2 separate regions of the Homo sapiens genome follow, and region 2 is linked to region 1. Evidence: read pairs that join two places in POLR2A ChIA-PET (ENCODE). Cell type or tissue: PC-9. All regions are shown on one strand.

Region 1 (4,000 bases):
CCTGTATCCCCTGACCTGAACTCAATACAGTCCAAAACTTGGAAATGAGCACTGTGGTGCAGACAGGGAGAAACCTAGGAGAGGCCTGGCTGAAGGAGCAGGAAAGGGTACTCCTAAAGTTCAGAGAGAGTGGGGAGAATTTATTTTCTCCCCCTTTTCTGTTTTCTTTCGAGCAATCCCATTGCAGTAGCAGAGCAGCTGGCAGAAGCCAAAAATTCAGGAAAGGACTTTTCTCTCCATTCAGTGGAAAGGATCAGACTCCATTGCTTTTTTTTCTCCCTCTCTGTTCTCCAACCTCTTGATCCTAGACCTGGCACAATCATGAAATTGGGCAGTTTCTGTCTGGAGGATCAGAAAGGGGAGCCCAGGGAACCAGAAAGTATCGGAAGATAACAGAGAGGGAAGGGCTTGAGAAAGTCACCCCATAAAGTTATTTATGAACTCATGGACTCATCTGGCCCTAATTAGCATGCCGCAGACTGGAAACTGAGCTAATGATTAGACTTCTGCCCAGGGCCCAGACTGACCACTGGATGACACATTTGGAAGATAGATCAGAATAGCATTGCAAATGCTTCAAAAACTGAACTGACATTGGAACTACAGGGCATAGAAGGCAAGTAGGAACTTAGCAGTCTGAATTTACCCAGGTTAACTGGCCACTAAAACAAAACCATCAATATTCTCAATAGGATTTAAACAAGACTCAGAGTGTCATAATATAATGTTCAAAATGTGCAGGATGCAGTCCAAAATTACTTGGCATACAAAGGATACCAAAATTCTTAACTCTCATGGGAAAAGACAATCAATTCATGCTATTGCAATGATGTAAACTTTGCAATTATATAAAAAAACTCTTAAAACAAATATTAAAGATATCAGCAAGGAAATAAAACACATGAAGAAGAAACAAATGGAAATTGTGCAACTGAAAAACACTATAACCAAAATAAAATATTCATCGAATGGGCTCAATAACAAAATGGAGATGGGAGAAGAGAGTCAGTCAACATAAAGATACAACAATAAAAATAACCAAATCTGTATAGTAGAAAGAAAAAAGACTTAAAAAAAAAAATTGAACAGTGCCTTAGGAACCTGTGGGACAACCACAAAGGTCTAACATTTGTATCCCAGAGGCCAGAGGAAAGTGCGGTGCTGAAAAATATTTTGAAGAAATAATGACAGAAAACATCTCAAGTTTAGCAAAAGCCATTGTGACATAATAAGAAGTAATTTTTTTTTTTTTTTTTTTGAGAGAGTCTAGCTCTGTCGCCCAGGCTGGAGTGCAGTGGTGCCACTGAAACCTCTGCCTCCTGGGTTCCAGCGATTCTACTGTCTTAGCCTCCCGAGTAGCTGGGATTACAGGCATGCGCCACCATGCCTGGCTAATTTTTGTATTTTTAGTAGAGACGGGGTTTCACCATGTTGGCCAGGCTGGTCTCCAACTCCTGACCTCAAATGATCCATCCGCCTCGGCCTCCCAAACTGCTGGGATTACAGGCATGAGCCACCGCACCCGGCCAAGAAATAAATTTTGGTCTATGCCTTCCCCCACTTCCTGACACACTGCTCCTAAAACAACTGAAATATTTTTGTATGCTAATGAGATGACTGATGGTTGGGGGATCCAGGACAGCTTCAGAATGAGGTCTCCTTGCCCAGAGAACCAAACACGTGATGAGTGGGCTAGAACTTCTAGCCACACCCCACCTCCATCTCTGGGGAGCGGGACGGGGAGTGAAGGTAGAGTTCATCACCAAAGGCCAACGATGCAATCAATCATGCCTATGTAATGAAGCTTTCCACCAAAACCCTAACAGATAGGGTTCTGAGAGCTTCTGGGTTGCTGAACAAGTGGAAATGCTAGGAGGCAGGTACAGCTGGACAGGACATGAAGCTCTGCACCCCTTCCCTCATATCTTGCCCTATGCATCTTCCATCCGGCTGTTCCTGATTTGGATTCTTTGTAACAAGTGGGTAAATACTGATACTGAGCAAGGTTCATTTTGCCTGCACTCAATAAGCCAATCACTGTGGCGAAAGGTTTTGCAAAAAATAAAGGGTTTGTTCATGAGACAGCCAAGTGAGGAGGTGGGTGAATGGGTCTCAAATCTGCCTCCCCAAAGATGGGATTTAGGGATATTTATGAGATAAAGAAGCAGAGTGGTCTGAGGTGTGGAGAAAGGGAATTGGGATAAGAAAAAGTGAGGTAATTGGCAATCTGCACACACATAGTCAAGCCTCATGGCTCTTCATAGGAAGCATGTTTAGAAAATGGTGGCGTTAGTATGATCTGTAGGAAGATCTTTATGGCCCTCTGGTGTCAGAAGCTCACCTCTTGGACATTCACGCAGGCCCAGGTGAAGTGGTCTCAAGCGGCTTGAACTGGACAAGAGCTGACCCCAAATTCATGAAAAATAACTTTAAGCAACTGTTACCATGGTGACCTATACATCAGAGATATTATCTATAAGGAAGATAGTAGATTGCTTAGTTACATGACTTTTAGCTATATAGTTATTAAGATTAACTAGAAGTAAGGAATTAAAAGTAAGTAAGGCAGTTTAAGTTCAGTGGGCTTAATCAAGTTAATTCTCAGTTTCAGCATACAGAGTGGGTTCTGTGAGCCATTCTAGCAAATGACTGAACCCAAGTAAAGGATCTTGTGAACCTGTAATTTGTAGCCAAGTCAGACAGAAGTTGTGGATAACCTGGGAATCTATCACTTATGATTGACATCTGAAGTGGGATGCAGTCTTACGGGACTGAGCCCTTAACTTTTGGGATCTGACACTGTCTCTAGGTAAATAGTGTTAGAACTGAATTGAATTGTAGGACTCCCAACTGCCATAGGAGAATTGCTTGTTTGGGGGGGGAAGGAACCCCACACATCTGGCATCAGAAGTGTTGAGTGCTGAGGGTGAGTATAGAAGAGGAAAAACAGTTTGTTTTCCCTATATACAGACTTAAACCTGCAGATTCAAGGAGCTAAGTGAACCCCAAATAGGATAAACCCACAGAAATCCATGCACAGACAAATCATAATTAAACTGCTAAAAATTAAATATGAAGAAAATATCTTGAAAGAAGAAAAAAAAAAAAAAAAAGAAAAGAAAAAAAACCCAACAAGCCAATACATGTGAATAATTCAAATGATGGCATATTTCTCAGCAGAAACCATGGAAGCCAGAAGGAAATGGCCTAATATTCTTAAAGTGCTGAAAGAAAATAAGTGTCAATCTGGAATTCTATCTCCAGTGAAAATAACTTTCAGGAATAAAGGCGAAATAAAGACATTCTTAGATTAAGTAAAACTAAGAAAATTCATACCCAGCGGAAATGCTGTAAAAAACATTGCTAAAGGAATTGCTTCAGACAGAAGGGAAATGATACCGGAAGGAAACTTGGAACATCAGGAATAAAGGAGGAACAACAGAAGTAATAACTACCTGGGTAAATATAATAGGCTATTCTCCTCTTGAGTTCCTTAAAATCTGTTTTACAGTTGGAAAAAAAAAAAACTATAACATTGGCCATGGAATTTTCATGAATGTGTATGTAATACATGACAAGTATAACATAAGGGGGAGAATTAAGAGACCTACTAGTGCTAAAGTTTTGAGTGATAAAATATTGTTTCTAAATACAGTGTAAAAAGTTCAGTGTGCATTTTGTAATCCCTAGAGTTACCACTAAAACTTATACAAATAGTTATAGTAAAAATCATAATTGATAACTTAAAATGGAAGACTAAACTATGTTCAAATAAGCAAAAAAAATGTCAGGAAAGGAAAAAGAGAGGAACAAAAACAAAATAGGCTGGGCACAGTGGTTCATACCTGTAATCCTAGCACTTTGGGGGGCTGAGGCAGGCAGATCATGAGGTCAGGAGTTCGAGACCAGCCTGGCTAACATGGTGAAACCTCATCTCTACTAAAAATACAAAAATTAGCAGGGTGTGGTGGTGGGTGTCTGTAATCCCAGCTACTCAGGA
Region 2 (4,000 bases), 190 kb after region 1:
GCAAACTCTGCCTCCTGGGTTCAACTGATTCTCCTGCCTTAGCCTCCCAAGTAGCTGGGACTACAGGTTCCTGCCACCACACATGGCTAGCTTTTATATTTTTAGTAGATGGGGTTTAACCATGTTGGCTGGGCTGGTCTCAAACTCTTGACCTCATGATCTGCCCACCTTGGCCTCCCAAGTGCTGGGATTACAGGTGGGAGCCACCGTGCCCAGCCTACTTTAATTTTTTTTGAGACGGGGTCTTCCTAAGTTGCCCAAGCTGGTCTCAAAATCCTGGCCTCAAGTGATCCTCTGGCCTCAGCCTCCCAAAATGCTGGGATTACAGGCATGAACCACCGTGCCCAGCCCATGTAAAGTAATTCTAACAGAGCATGGCACATAGCGAGCTCTCAAAGACACCTGCTGTTTTATTTTATTTTATTTTAAGACGGAATCTCTCACTCTGTCACCTAGGCTGGAGTGCAGTGGTGTGATCTCAGCTCACTGTAACCTTCGCCTCCTGGGTTCAAGAGATTCTCCTGCTTCAACCTCCTGAGTAGCTGGGATTACAGGATCACACTACCATGCCTGGCTAATTTTTGTATTTTTAGTAGAGACGGGGGTTCACTATGTTGGCCAGGCTGGTCTTGAACTCCTGACCTCAAGTGATCTGCCCACCTCAGCCTCCCAAAATGCTGGGATTACAGGTGTGAGCCACCGCGCCTGGCCTATACCTCCTATTTTTAAAATTAACTTACTGATTCATACAACAAATATTTATTGAACAGCGACTTTCCACTCAGTTGTCGGAGCTAAAACCCTAAGCATCTTTCTTAATTTCTTTATTTTCTTCATCTCTCATTTCAAAATCTATTTCCATTATTTATTTTTATTTTCTTTTTAGAGATAGGGTCTCGCTCTGTCACTCAGGCTGGAGTGCAGTGGCACAATCACGGCTCACTGCAGCCTCGAGCTCCCGGGCTTAAGTGATCCTCCTGCCTCAGCCTCCCGGGTAGCTGGGACTGCAGGTACACACCACTGTTATCAGCTTTTTTATTTTTAAAAAATTTTTGTACAGATGGGGTCTAGCTATGTTGCCCAGGCTGTTCTCAAACTCCTGACCTCAAGTGATCCTCCCACCTTGGGCACTACCAAAGTGCTGGTATTACAGGTGTGAGCCACTGCACCCAGCTCTATTTCTATTATTTTTATTTTTTTGAGATGGGGTCTCTCTCTGTCGCCCAGGCTGCAGTGCAATGGCATGATCTCGACTCACTGCAACCTCCACCTCCCAGGTTCAAGCGATTCTTCCGCCCCAGCCTCCCCAGTAGCTGGGATCATAGGCACCCGCCATCATGCCCCGCTAATTTTTGCATTTTTTGTAGAGACAGGGTTTCACCATGTTGGCCAGGCTGGTCTTGAACTCCTTCCTGACCTCAGGTTATCCGCCCACCTCGGCCTCCCAAAATTCTGGGATTACAGGCGTGAGCCACCGCACCCAGCATCCGTTATTTTTATTATACCCATTTCTCCCTGCTCCAGCCTCCATCACCTCCAGCCTGGACACCCCAGCAGCCTCTTCACTGGTGTCCTACAACCAGAGGAGACCTGTGACCATCTGAGTCAGGTCTGAGCCCTGCCCTGGGTGCACCTCACTCCAGGTAAAAGCAAAGACCTCACCTTGGTGTGGTGATTTGGCCCTGGAACCTCACTGACCTCATGTCCTCCCTCTCCCTGTCCTTCCTCTCCCCTGGCCATCCCAGCCTGCTTTTGTCCCTAAGCTCTCCAATCTCATTCCCACGCCAAGGCCTCCACATTTGTAGTCCCTCCGCCTGAATGTCCTTCCATGGCCCCGGCATCACCAGCTCTGTCCCCTTCAGCTCAAATGCTCTCCTTCCGCATCATCCAGCCTAAGGCAGGCACCTCTGTCGCCACACCCCAGGCTATCTGGAGTGTCCTGCTTGTTTACTGTTTGTTTACTGTCTACCCAGACTGTGACCTTCAGGTCTTGGTTACCACCGGGTCCCTAGAGCCCAAAACTCTAGGCACATAGTGAATGCTCAATAACCACCAGAGGCTAAATGAATAATCTGCACGCTGGCTGGAGCTGGCATCAGTAGAGCCCGCAGGACATGGCCCCTGCCCTTGGGGAATGAGCCTTCTGGTGGGGAGGCAGACACTGAACAAACAGGACACTCCCAACTTCACTGTGCAAACACGAACTGTAATAAGGACTGTGGGGATGGCGTTGGGAACTTTAAAAGGACATTCTTTGTTGACTCCTTATCAGGAAATATGTCAAGCTCTCCGTATGATTAACCGTATTATTTCTCAAGCCGGTGCCTTTGATATGATTCACCATCCCTGCTTTACAGAGGAGGAAACTAGCTCAAAGCGGCAAACCACTTGCCATAGGATACGGGCCTGGTTTCTTTCTTTTTTCTTTATTTTTTGGAGACAAAGAGTCGCGCTGTCACCCAGGCTGGAGTGCAGTGGCACTATCTCAGCTCAGTGCAACCTGCGCCTCCCAGGTTCAAGTGATTCTCCTGCCTCAGCCTCCGCAGTAGCTGGGATTACAGGCACCCACCACCATGCCCAGCTAATTTTTTGTATTTTAGTAGAGACAGGGTTCCACCACGTTGCTGGTCTCGAACTCCTGAGCTCAGGCAATCCACCTGCCTCAGCATCCCAAAGTGCTAGGAGATTACAGCTGTGAGCCACTGCACCTGGCCATGGGCTTGGTTTATTTCAAGGCAGGATTCCCATTTAGGGGCCTTGATGTATTCTGGGGTGCAGGTGGGATTCCCTCCACCACCTGGGGCAACTCAAAGTTGTCTCTCTTACCTCCAAGCCTTAACATATGCCATTCTGTCTGTCCAGATCGTAGTTCTTCTTTGCCTAGCAAATCCTTATTTGTCCTTCAGGACTTTGGCTCATGCGTGACCCCACAGTCCCCTGGGCAGCTCCCATCCTGGACTACTCTGGGCCGTCACTGTCTGATGACAGGTCCAAGTCCTTCACGGGTCTGTGGGTCACTGCTCTGTCCCCAGCACAATGCGGGACAGGATGCAGGGTAGGCACTCATGTAACACTTGTAAAATAAATTTGTGGAATAAAATACGTGAATAAAATAATTAAACAGCCAGTGGCCCAGGCCACTGCTTTTCCCCTGGGCCATCCCAGCAGCCTCCTCCCTGGTCTCCCTGTTCCCATCCCTGCCCATACCTGTAGTGGGAGGGAGCCTGGGATCATCTGAGTCCATCAGGGTCCTCCTGGGTGGTCCCTCTCTGCCCTCATCAGCCCTGCACTCCCTCTCCCAGCTCCCGCCTTGGTCGGTGCCTCTGCTCAAAATGCCCTTCCTCCCAGACATCCACATCCACATCCACAGGGCTCCCCCACCTCCCTCAGGTCTCTGCTCAGTGGACACCTTCCCTACCTCCCTATTTAACACCCCCTACCCCGCCTCCCGATCCCCCTCCCTGCTCTCTTTCTGCAAAGCAAGTCTCCCTGCTGCCTCCCGGGACCTTCAGTATTTCCCCCTAGTTCTTATCCTTCTCTCCCCACCCCCAACCCCCACCCACGATGTTGAGTGTCCCCATCACCTAGAGCAGGGCCTGGCGTACAGGAGGTGCTCCGTGAGCACATACTGTTGGGGATGGCCTGGGTGATCGGCCCTCCTTCCCCGCCCCCCATAGAACTTGGGTTCCAGCAGGTGCACGACTCCTTGGACCCTGCAGGTCTCCAGGGCAGCAGCCTGGAGTGTGGGCCCCACAGTCCAAGGACCTTCCAGTCAAGTGCCACCGCGTCCTTTCTGTGTGACCCTGAGCTAGTGTCTGAACCCTCCTGTGCCTCAGTTTCCTCTTGGGTATGATGGGAATTAGTGCCCACCTCCTAGGGTTGCACAGAGATGGAGGTGAGGTGAGATCCACAAAGCCCAGTACCTGGAGGGCACCTGGTTTAACTACGCTGCTTTCCCTCCCACAGGGACTGGCGGACTAAGATGGAGTGTACAGCGCGG

Evidence for each region. ChIA-PET counts read pairs that join two places held together with the same protein. Peaks named below come from ENCODE experiments on the same cell type or tissue, not always from the same donor. Only the 100,000 strongest peaks of a DNase experiment are listed, where the experiment ranks them.
Region 2: POLR2A ChIA-PET joins it to region 1 with 5 read pairs; 2 of 35 experiments call an interaction of 5 or more read pairs at or near these places.

Annotation. Positions count from the first base shown.
Region 1 is chr19:35,192,526-35,196,525 of GRCh38, reverse strand. No RefSeq gene overlaps it. Among named protein-coding and RNA genes, the nearest start is that of FAM187B, 34 kb to the left of the region's middle. In PC-9, no CTCF peak of the experiment used is centred here; no DNase peak of the experiment used is centred here.
Region 2 is chr19:35,004,758-35,008,757 of GRCh38, reverse strand. The region is part of intron 1 of GRAMD1A (GRAM domain containing 1A); the gene reads right to left. Among named protein-coding and RNA genes, the nearest start is that of GRAMD1A, 6.4 kb to the right of the region's middle. RefSeq lists enhancers at 3,437-3,981, 3,982-4,000. In PC-9, no CTCF peak of the experiment used is centred here; a DNase peak (open chromatin) is centred at 2,217; H3K4me3 peaks cover 469 bases; H3K27ac peaks cover 2,045 bases.